4 separate regions of the Homo sapiens genome follow, and regions 2, 3 and 4 are each linked to region 1. The links are chromatin contacts, found by Hi-C or POLR2A ChIA-PET in ENCODE. All regions are on one chromosome and are shown on one strand. Each heading gives the region's core, a stretch centred on a gene start or an enhancer-like site at or near the end of the contact. The rest is flanking DNA. Distances are from core to core; before and after follow the strand shown.

Region 1 (2,584 bases), core at 61-2,560:
CCTTCTCCCTTAATGCCAAGGCTCTGCTGCCCTACACAAATGATCTTTTAGGGAACATTTGCACCAAAAAAAAAAAAGTTGAGCTGCAAATGCTTCCAGTTCTCTAATGGCAGAAGGCATCCGCAAAACAGTCATGAAGTATGGGTACCCAGCAGATGTTAATGAGCACCAGTCCTCACTGGGTACTCTGGTACATTTACTTTTCCCAAATGGTGCAGTTTCATCTCTGATGTAGATTCTACATCAAAGAAGTTTCATAAGGAAGAGTGAGCCAGTATTTTTTAATGGTTGGAAATGTTAGGAAAAAAAACAACATTAAATCTTAATGCCTTATTATCATCATAGGTAACTAATAATAAACACTGCACTTAGGTGACCTACAAATTAGATTTTCTGCTCAAGCAGCTTTCCCAAAGCTCATAAAGTTTCCAATAATTAATGGTGCCACCAATAATATTACCTCCCCGCGCAAAAGAATGTTACCTAAATACATTTAAAGCATAGATACTTTGGAGAGTCACCACGTAATTGCTAGGTAACTCTTTAGTCTGAATAAGCAGTTACACAGTCCGCCCAATAAAATGCCACCGTCGGTGGTGTGTGTATTACGGAGGGAGGGGTGTGAGGAAAGAGGACTCTAGCAGAGAAAGATCTCTCTAATAAATGATCCAGTGTGGACCTCCTAGAAACAGAAGAACAGAGTCGGAATCCCAGCTGACAAAACGCAGAGGCTATCCCACACTGCCGTGCTTTTCCCGTTTGTCTAGGAGGAGGCTAGAGTTAACGTCAGGGAATGTTCTGTGTCATTCTATTTCACTCCCAGGACTGAACAGTGGTGCAGTCACCGTGTCTGGCGGTTTGGGTTTCAGTGCTTTTCACTAAAGGCTTTCACCGAGGCCCCGACGCCACGGGTGTTATTTCGTCAAAACTGAAGAGCGACGTTGGACAGCAGGCTTTCAGTGTCTTTTCTATAAATAACATAGAACCCTCCCACTTTCCTTCATGCACAGACAAGAAAGAGGAGAAAAAAGGGAAGAAAATTCAACACAACTCTTCCGGAATCTCCGAGGGCAGAGTTCTCCACCCACGTCCGAGCCTCGAGTGCCTATTCTCCCCAGAGCCCCCTGCGCCGCGGCCCCTCGCCGCCTCCTCCTCTGCCCGCTTCCCCCAGGCCTAACCTCTCATGACCAGAAGCGGACGGAGGTGTCGGGAGCGACAGCAAGAACAGCGGCATACACCGCCTCCAGCCCTTCAGTCGGGGCCATCAACCGCAAACCCCGCAAGCTCTTCTCTCAGCCCGGCGGCAACGGCGGCGGCGCGCGCGCTCCCCGGACGTTCTCACGCGCGCGCGCGCGCCCTGCCCCGGCTCCACCTCCTAGCCCCGCCCCCGCACCGCGCCGAGTGGAGAGCTCACGGCTGCCGGGGTGTTTTGGCAGCGAGAACAAGCGAGCTGCGCCTGAGAACGGCCTTCAGGCCTGGCGCTAAATAATAAGTCGTTGTTATGTGTTATGTATTTATGTGGCATCCACCACACGCCTCCGAGATCCTGGGCGTTTTGAGGTTAAAAATGTTCAGGCTTGGAGAACCTACCCCTGGAGGAGTGTTAGGGTTTCCGGGCTCGGATGTCCGCGAGCTTGACGCCTGACCTAGTTGTGTCTGTCTGGGCGGTGACGTTTGGTCTGAGCTGACCTTTCCTCACAATCGTGAATTTGGGCTGTGAGGATCAGGCCTTGTCAGAACCCGAGATGAGAGGAGAGAGGTGCGGAGAGTCTGCGTGGGGTGGAAGTAGAAGTTAGAGTTGAAAAACCTGTCTTGCGTGGGGTATAGAGGACCCTACTGCCCTCAAAATAATTATGTTAATCTAAAACTGTTCTAAAATTAAAAGGTTATTAAGAAAACGAAGTTTAGGTCGGGCGCAGTGGCTCACACCTGTAATCCCAGTATTTTGGGAGGCCGAGGCGGGCGGGTCACTTGAGCTCAGGAGGTAGAGACCAGCCTGGCCAACATGGTGAAACCCGTCTCTATTAAAACTACAAAAATTAGCCGGGGGCGTTGGCTCACACTTGTAATCCCCGCTACAGATACTCGGGAAGCTGAGGCATACGAGAATCACTTGAACCCGGGAGGTGGAGTTTGTAGTGAGCCAAGATCGTGCCACTGCACTCCAGCCTGGGCAACAGAGTGAGTGAGACTCGGTCTCAAAAAATAAATAAATAAAATAAATTCTGTTAATCTAAAACTGTTCTAAAATTAAAAGGTCATTAAGAAAACGAAGCTGAGGAGGGGAGTGGTAGCTCACACCTGTAATCCCAGCACTTTGGGAGGCCAAGGCGGGTGGATCACAAGGTCAAGAGATCGTGGCCACATCCTGGCCAATATGGTGAAACCCCGTCTCTACTAAAAATACAAAAATTAGCCGGGTGTGGTGGTGCGTGCCTGTAATCTCAGCTACTCGGGAAGCTGAGGCAGGAGAATCGCTTGAACCCGGGAGGCGGAGGTTGCAGTGAGCCGGGATTAGCCACTGCACTCCAGCCTGGCAACAGAGCGACACTCCGTCTAAAAAAAAAAAGGTTTAGGCCTGGCG
Region 2 (2,584 bases), core at 32-2,531, 210 kb before region 1:
GTTAACAAAAACAGGAACTTTGGTACTTGATTATGAGAAATGTATTCTGGACATGCTCCTTATATGCATGTACATTATGATTCATCAAGTTACAAGACAAAAAGATGATTAAAGAACCATTTGTAAACTGTATGTAACATTAAGGATTTATAAAGCCTGTTCTTAATAGCAAAGGAGTCCATGGGCTACAATTTACTCTCCTATATAATGTGATGTATGTACAATTTTTGACACTAGGTGGAGCAGTTTCCTGGCAAAAGACTTCACAAAGCCCCATATCCCTTTCAGTTAAGCCCAGCTTCTAGACAAAGAACTGTAAAGAGAAGAAAAACGATCGACAATCATTTTATAATTTAAAAACATACCCAAATATTTAGCTATAAGTAGAAGGCTGAATATATTTTACAATTTTTCTGTTTGCCATATATTTTAACCATTGGATTTTCTCATGTTTAAAGTGTTAGTTTTACTTTCTAGAAGCAGTTTGGAAGTAGAAAAGTTGGGAACTATTCAGTTACATTGTAGAATAGATCAGGTTTTATTAGAAGCTGTAACATCAAGGTGTTATCCTTTGAATGATATCTGTGAGCCATTTTGTTTCATATGACCATTTTTATAGAAAAAAAGTACTTTTTGTTATAAATTAGATACAAAGAAAATTGTGAGATACGTGCCCCTGTGTAAGATTCAGAGCCTGTTTCTGCTTTAAAGTTTGGGATTATTTCATTATTAAAATATGTGTTAAAAATTGTACATTTACCCTGAAGTACAGGTCAATTGATGACTAAAAAGAAAACAAAAAAAATTATACATTTAAAAAATCTGACATCTTAATTGCTTTTTCATATTTATGACCTCCTCTGTATATGGCACCCTAAGGAGGAAGTACTGTATAGTATTCTGCACTTTTTAAAAGCTGTTTTTTCCTTAGTATAGACATTTCTGATACTTTTTGACTCTTGGCTATTGCTAAAAGTAAATATTATTTGGAAAACTGCATTCATATGGGTTGAAATAAAATAGTGAAATAGTTTCAGTAAGTGAAATATTGTAGTAGTTAATACCATAAAGTGGAATCATTCTTTTTTTAAAAAATTGTTAGCCAGCTTCTTCCCTATCAATTCAGCTTGACTTCTGACTATTGCTTTATTGCTCATTTGTCTATCCTCCTTTTAAGACAAAAAAGAAATTACCAAAAGTTAAGGCTGTGGTGTGACTTGATACCAGATGCTTATAACTATGGCTATAAGCATGCAGTGACTCAGTGCTGTTTCAGGAAGACCAACAGACCCTTCTTAGAAAAAAATCTATTTGCCTTTTGTTTGATGAAGGCATGAAAGCTCTTCTCCCTGTCTTTCCCTAAGGAATGACTCATATATTAACTCTGCTGAGCATCACCACATCAAAAGAAGAAACCAAGGTCTTCAGGACATCAGGCTGGGTTTTTGCCAAGGAAAAGGGGTATGCACAGACTGGGTAACTTCCTGCCCTTAAGTTTATTAATGTATGCTTAAATGAAAGCCAAGAAAATTTAGTTTAGCTTAAATTTGTTGTTGAGCATACATTTTAAACAATTTATACTAGCCCCCCCCGCCCTTTTTTAACAGCTCTCATAAATATGTAGTTCATTTCTCTTGAATACTTAAGTCAACTGTATGATCAAAAGTTGCTTGGGTCTAGAGAACAAAGGTGAAACATGCCTTCTTTTTCTTTTTCTTTTTCTTTTTTTTTTAGACGGAGACTCACTCTGTCTCCCAGGCTGGAGTGCAATGGCGCGATCTTGGCTCACGGCAAACTCCATCTCCCACGTTCAAGCGATTCTCCTGCCTCACCCTCCCGAATAGTTGGGACTACAAGCATGCGCCACCACACCCGGCTAATTTTTTGTATTTTTAGTAGAGACAGGAGTTTCACAATGTTGGCCAGGCTGGTCTCGAACTCCTGACCTCAAGTGATCTGCCCGCCTCAGCCTCCCAAACTGCTGGGATTACAGGCGTGAGCCACCACACCTGGCCAAACATGCCTTTTAATATGGATTAATTCAATATAATAAAAATAGCTTCAAAGACAGTACCTTATAACTTGGAGCATGAACTAATACTATAGAGTTCATATTTCTTTTGTTTTGGCCAGCAATTTTATATTTGCACTTTTATAGTATAATCTCATATTTCTACCCTGTGACCTAGGTAACAAGCATTATTAGGCTTTTTGTTAAACAAAGGAAGAGATAGAAGTTACCAACAGTAATTTACCAACAGATTTAGAAAACTGAAATCCACATTAATGCATGCCCCGGTTACTGCTTTTTGACAGTTTGTTTCTTTGTTTTTTGTTTTGGTTTTTGGTTTTTTTTTTTTTTGAGACAGGGTCTTGCTCTGTCGCTCAGGCTGGAGTGCAGTGGCATGATCATAGCTCACTGCAACCTTGAACTCCTGGGCTCGAGTGGTCCTCCCATCTCAGCCTCCCAAGTAGCTGGGACTACAGGCATATGCCACCACACTGGGCTAATATTTTTTCTTAGTAGAGACGGAATCTCACTGTGTTGTCCGAGCTAGTCTCGAACTCCTGGGCTCAAGTGATC
Region 3 (2,584 bases), core at 36-2,535, 180 kb before region 1:
AATTTAAAATTAAATCAGAAATGTAAAAGTCTTAAAACTTCACCTTTTCAAAGAATATCGGGGCCTGGCATGATGACTCATGCCTGTAATCCCAGCACTTTGGGAGGCCAAGGCAGGTGGATCATTTGAGGTCAGGGGCTAAAGACCAGCCTGACCAACATGGTGAAACCTTGTAAAAATACAAAATTTTTTGTACTAAAAATACAAAAATTAGCTGGGCATGATGGCAGGCATGTGTAATCCCAGCTACTTGGGAGGCTGAGGAACGAGAATCGCTTGAACCCGAGAGGCAGAGGTTGCAGTGAGCTGAGATCACACCACTGCACTCCAGCCTAGGTGACAGAGTGAGATTCCATCTCAAAAAAAAAAAAAAAAAAGATAAAAAAGAATATCAGTTTTTTTCCTCTATTTTCATATCAATTAGCTTGTCTTTCTGTTGAGTATCGTTCATGAGTCTGCCGACCATTTTAGGTTGAATATTTCCTCAAAGGCTATTTTATAGTTTCTGAATTTAATCTTTTTTTAAGGGAACATTTTTAGGTTCTATTTAGGACTATAGTAATTAATGTAATTAATAATCAATAATTGCTACCTACTCTGTATGTTGAAGCTAAATCCCCAAATTAAGTTTTAATACTAGTATCTTTTACCTTACTAATTTCTATTAAATTTAAGGCTGAAAAAAATCTTATTTTTTAGCTTAATAGGATCTTTGTCCTATTCAGAAGTTTTGAGTTATTTACATTATTTTACTAGTGAAAATATAAAACCAAAAAACAGTTTATTAGTTGTAATGGTAGTTCTCATTCTTATGGCCAATGCCTTTTTTTTAATGCAGTAAAACAAAATAGACATTTATCTAGCGAACATCCCTTTTCAAACTATAGGGTCAAAGTGAAGGATTCTTTTGATAATGATAGAATATGTGTTTGATCATTTGAGTTTAAAGACTATGGGAAAGGAATTGATAAGATTATTTAAATACTCACGAAAGTGCTTTGGCATTCCACTAATGCTATTCTCTTTTAAGCACATTTTCCTATGAAGTGTGTGCGGTTGCAGTTGCCTACACCATGTCAATGCCTGCTGGTTTTTCCTGCTGTGAAGTTTTTCCTTTACATACACAGATTCATGAAAGAGTTTATGGTGTAGATGATCTGAAACTAAACAGGACACATTTTCATACACTTTAGTACCATTTGAAGACTCTGGGTGTCAGTTGTTGCTGGGACCTGTTTTTGACTCTGATGAACCTTTACTGGTTGTGGTTTGTCTGGCCATCACATGACTTCTCTGAAAATTCCCCCTCCCCTTCATTTCCAGTAAACTGTTTGAGCAGGAGTGAGTCACAGTGAAACCAGCTTCCCTGTAACCACAGGGCTTGTTAAAGAATTTGTCAGCGTGGACTCTAGAGGGTTTGCATTAAGCTTTGCAGTAACTGTTATGGTTTGTGTTGCGTCAGGAGTTCCACAGAAAAGCTTCCTGCTTGCAGGATCTCTTGCTTGTTTGCAAAGAGTTAAACTGATCAACTTTACCATAGTGAACATGAGAGACACATGTTAAACACACTTCTTTATCATTAAAGGCGTTGTCAAAACTACCAAGAATTAGTGTAGTTTCTCTTTTCATAATCAACCAACCACACCCAATAATGTTTAGTTTTTGAAAAGGCGGGCCTGGTAGATAGTCTTTCACAGTTGGCTCATGATTTTATCACAAAGTACCATCAAAATTAAGCAATTTTAAGTGGTCTTGATGGATTCTGTTACAGGATATTTTGACTATTCGCACAGTTAGGTGTCGGTACCAAAGGTCACTTACTTGCACTTTGTTCATCAAGAAAAGGTAGCACTTAGAGTAATTCTGGAGTTGTGATGTCTAAGCACACTTAGCATGATTTATAGTGGAATTCTTCGTGCCCCCTTTTACTTGCTTTCTCTAGAAGCATTTACTTTATTTTGAACTCTTTTGCCACCTCACTCGCAGACTTTAATCTTTCTCCCTTTTAATTTCTTCTATTTCTTTAACTCATTCCCATATTATCAACAAGGAAAGATAGTTGCAATGTGATGCAAGCTGTTAAATGAATGGCCAGTGGGAAACTTGTCTTCTCAACATACATTCCCAAGTGCATTTCTTTTTACATGCGCATTTCTGTATTTAGCCTTGTCACCTTTAGCTAGACTTACTTATCTAAAAAATAAATTTAGGCTGGGCACAATGGCTCACGACTGTAATCCCAGCATTTTGGGAGGCTGAGGCGGGTGGATCACCTGAGGTCAGGAGTTTGAGACCAGCTTGGCCAACATGGTGAAACCCCATCTCTACTAAAAATACAAAAATTAGTGGGGCATGGTGGCAGGTGCCTGTAATCCTGCTACTCAGGAGGCTGAGGCAAGAGAATTGCTTGAACCAGGGAGGCAGAGGATGCAGTGAGCCGAGATCGTGCCACTACACTCCAGCCTGGGTGACAGAGTGAACTTTGTCTCAAAAATAATTAATTAATTAGTTAATTAATTAATTTAGTGAAAACTTTTAAACTCGACCTCCTAAAAATTTCTTTTATTCGGCTTACACTTTTGTA
Region 4 (2,584 bases), core at 31-2,530, 160 kb before region 1:
CAGGTTGTGTAGGTTTGTAGCCTAGGAGTGGTAGCTATACTAGATAGCCTAAGTGTGTAGTAGGCTATATAACATCTAGGTTTGTATAAATACACTGCATGATGTTCACACGACAATGAAATCGCCTAACAACTCATTTCTCAGAATATATGCCAGTTGTTAAGCCACACATGACTGGAATGGGTTATAAAGGCAGGTAATTTAAACTTCCATAACATATTAACCAAGTATACATTTATCTTCGGTAACATTGCATTGGTTTTACATGTTTAGGGATTTTCTGTTGCTTTTATTTCATTTTTTTATGTCGCCCAGGCTGTAGTGCAGTGGCACGATCTCTGCTCACTGCAACCTCCGCCTCCCGGGTTCAAGCGATTCTCTTGCCTAGGCCTCCTGAGTAGCTAGGATTACAGGCGCCAGCCACCACGCCTAGCTAATTTTCTGGGTTTGCTTTGTTTGTTTGGTTTTGAGAAAGAGTTTAGCTCTTGTTGCCCAGGCTGGAGTGCAATGGCACGATCTCGGCTCACCACAACCTCTGCCTGCCGTGTTCAAGCAATTCTCCCACCTCAGCCTCCCAAGTAGCTGGGATTACAGGCATGCGCCACCATGCCCGGCTAATTTTGTATTTTTAGTAGAGATGACGTTTCTTCATGTTGGTCAGCCTGGTCTGGAACTCCTGACCTCTGGTGATCCACCCGCCTTGGCCTCCAAAGTGCTGGGATTACAGGCATGAGCCACCGCATATGGCCTTCTGTTGCTTTTAAAGAGATCTTTTCATATGGCTTCCTCGTGAAAATGAAAATGTTTACTGTTACTGTTTGAAGATAAAAGTTACTTCGTATATTTACATTCATGTTGACATCATTAGATTCAAAGATCAATATTTTGCAGACTGTTATTAGCCTTGTAGTTTCTCTTCTCTCTCAATCATAAATATCTTTCTTAAGAAAAAGAAATGTGAAGCAACAATGGTACAGGCATATTCATAGTTTAAGGCTTTGTCTTTCTGTATTTAATCTTGAAATTCAGTGATAAGGAATTGCTGTGACTTTTTTTTATTAGTCTTGTAGTGCTTGGGAAAATGTTTCTTGCGTCTCCTGTTTCAGAAGCGTGATTGGTTTACATATATAATCACTATGGGTTGTGGTAGGAAAGGTAATTTATTTACCTATAATTGGTTTTATTTTTGTGAAAAAAGAAAAGTAGAAAATGATTTGTAATTGCTAATTGTAAATGCATGCTTCATATTTAAGTAGACTTAGAGAATGAAACTATCATCTCAGGCACTTAAGTTGTGAAATAGGTAAAAGTTGTGAAATGTAAATACAGAGAAATGGAACTAATAAAAGGTGTTTGTTTTTAGTTTATGGATTTTTGAAAAAGTGAAAAATGACATGTGAGGAAGTAATCAAATTGGTCATGCTACATTGTTCCCCACAATACTCCAAAACTATTCAAATGAAATATTAATTTTTTTAACTTTTAATGGGAACATTGAATACCTAACATACAATTTGTTTGTAATCTTTTATTTAGTTTTTCTTAAAAATATTGTTTATTATTGGTGTGTATTTGTACTCAGCTTTTTTATTTTACTTGGACTAAAAAGAACAGCAAAATTTGTTTAAAATTTTTTTTAATTTTATAAAAGGGATTTTTTTTGTTTTGGTTTAGCTTTTTGGTGGTGTTAGGTGTGTGAGTAATAGAGTCAAGTTTATTAACAATATACGTAGAATAAAATTCTCATTATAAAGGCAAATGAGAATATATATATTTTAGTTCATAAACAATATTATTCTAAAATCACAATAAGAGCCGCCAAATTATACAAATAATTAAAAAATATACTGAAGTTGTTTTTAGAAAAACAAAGAACTTTTAAAACTACAGAGCAACAAGGAAAGCAAAATTGCACGTAACATATAGAACATTTTGAACAATAAAAGAATAATGTTTTCAATAAAATTATTACATAAAGCTGTTAAAACTATATAACTAAGTTTTATACATGTGGCTTTGAAAGTAAAATAAATTTGGGCCTGGCGCACCGGCTCAAGCCAGTAATCCCAGCACTTTGGGAGGCTGAGGCGGGTGGATCGCCTAAGCTCAGGAGTTTGACACCAGCCTGGGCAACACGGTGAAACTCTATCTCTACTAAAAATACAAAAAATCATCCGGGCGTTGCGGTGTGTGCCTGTAGTCCCAGCTACTCAGGAGGCTGAGGCAGGAGAATCACTTGAACCCGGGAGGCAGATGTTGCAGTGAGCCAAGATCGCACCACTTCACTCACTGCAGCCTGGGCGACAGTGAGACTCCAGCTAAAAAAAAAAAAAAAAAAAAAAGTGAAATAAATTTAAAATAAGAAACAATAAAATATGTTCGTGTTTATCAAATCTAAACATTAAACTTTAGTTATTTTACTATTTTAAAATACCAATGCAGTGCTTTCCTGGTTTTGTTTTCATTACACTGGCAAGGAAAAAAATCAAGAAAATACTGTCCATCAAACTGCATATTATGCTAATGTTTATTTTCTTGAAATAAAAACAACTGTGCAGACTTCATATTAATATAATTTCAGTAA

The links. Hi-C counts contacts between places; a loop is a spot of excess contacts on that map. ChIA-PET counts read pairs that join two places held with the same protein, here RNA polymerase II (POLR2A). Pooled maps may share reads with other maps.
Region 2: a loop to region 1 is called in a pooled map, with 4 times the contacts of the local background. The contact joins the enhancer-like site here to the promoter of RNFT1 in region 1. A Hi-C loop is called at or near these places in 1 of 168 maps with a recorded cell type or tissue (sigmoid colon), 4 of 37 single-sample maps with no recorded cell type and 15 of 50 pooled maps. POLR2A ChIA-PET finds 5 or more read pairs at or near these places in 14 of 52 experiments (A549, A673, CD4-positive, alpha-beta T cell and 9 more).
Region 3: a loop to region 1 is called in a pooled map, with 8 times the contacts of the local background. The contact joins the enhancer-like site here to the promoter of RNFT1 in region 1. A Hi-C loop is called at or near these places in 7 of 50 pooled maps. POLR2A ChIA-PET finds 5 or more read pairs at or near these places in 5 of 52 experiments (CD4-positive, alpha-beta T cell, CD4-positive, alpha-beta memory T cell, MCF 10A and 2 more).
Region 4: a loop to region 1 is called in a pooled map, with 2.0 times the contacts of the local background. The contact joins the enhancer-like site here to the promoter of RNFT1 in region 1. A Hi-C loop is called at or near these places in 1 of 50 pooled maps. POLR2A ChIA-PET finds 5 or more read pairs at or near these places in 2 of 52 experiments (H1 and activated CD4-positive, alpha-beta T cell).

What each region holds. Positions count from the first base shown.
Region 1 is chr17:59,963,430-59,966,013 of GRCh38, forward strand. It overlaps RNFT1 (ring finger protein, transmembrane 1), which reads right to left and starts at 1,311. Exons shown (of 9, transcript NM_016125.4): 1 at 1,179-1,311. The coding sequence starts at 1,234. It overlaps RNFT1-DT (RNFT1 divergent transcript), which reads left to right and starts at 1,667. Exons shown (of 4, transcript NR_110815.1): 1 at 1,667-1,759. It also overlaps the pseudogene TBC1D3P1-DHX40P1. RefSeq lists a silencer at 1,252-1,381 and an enhancer at 1,412-1,681.
Region 2 is chr17:59,753,395-59,755,978 of GRCh38, forward strand. All of the region lies in intron 5 of VMP1 (vacuole membrane protein 1), which reads left to right. Among named protein-coding and RNA genes, the nearest start is that of VMP1, 47 kb to the left of the region's middle. RefSeq lists enhancers at 816-2,015, 859-1,701. Within about 2 kb of position 1,282, at least 10 of the 41 ENCODE cell types and tissues checked have a DNase peak (open chromatin) inside an H3K27ac peak, as active enhancers do; they include A673 and PC-9, where a contact is called at or near this core.
Region 3 is chr17:59,785,331-59,787,914 of GRCh38, forward strand. The region is part of intron 7 of VMP1 (vacuole membrane protein 1); the gene reads left to right. Among named protein-coding and RNA genes, the nearest start is that of MIR21, 55 kb to the right of the region's middle. RefSeq lists an enhancer at 1,111-1,590. Within about 2 kb of position 1,286, at least 30 of the 41 ENCODE cell types and tissues checked have a DNase peak (open chromatin) inside an H3K27ac peak, as active enhancers do; they include CD4-positive, alpha-beta T cell and endothelial cell of umbilical vein, where a contact is called at or near this core.
Region 4 is chr17:59,802,296-59,804,879 of GRCh38, forward strand. All of the region lies in intron 7 of VMP1 (vacuole membrane protein 1), which reads left to right. Among named protein-coding and RNA genes, the nearest start is that of MIR21, 38 kb to the right of the region's middle. Within about 2 kb of position 1,281, at least 2 of the 41 ENCODE cell types and tissues checked have a DNase peak (open chromatin) inside an H3K27ac peak, as active enhancers do.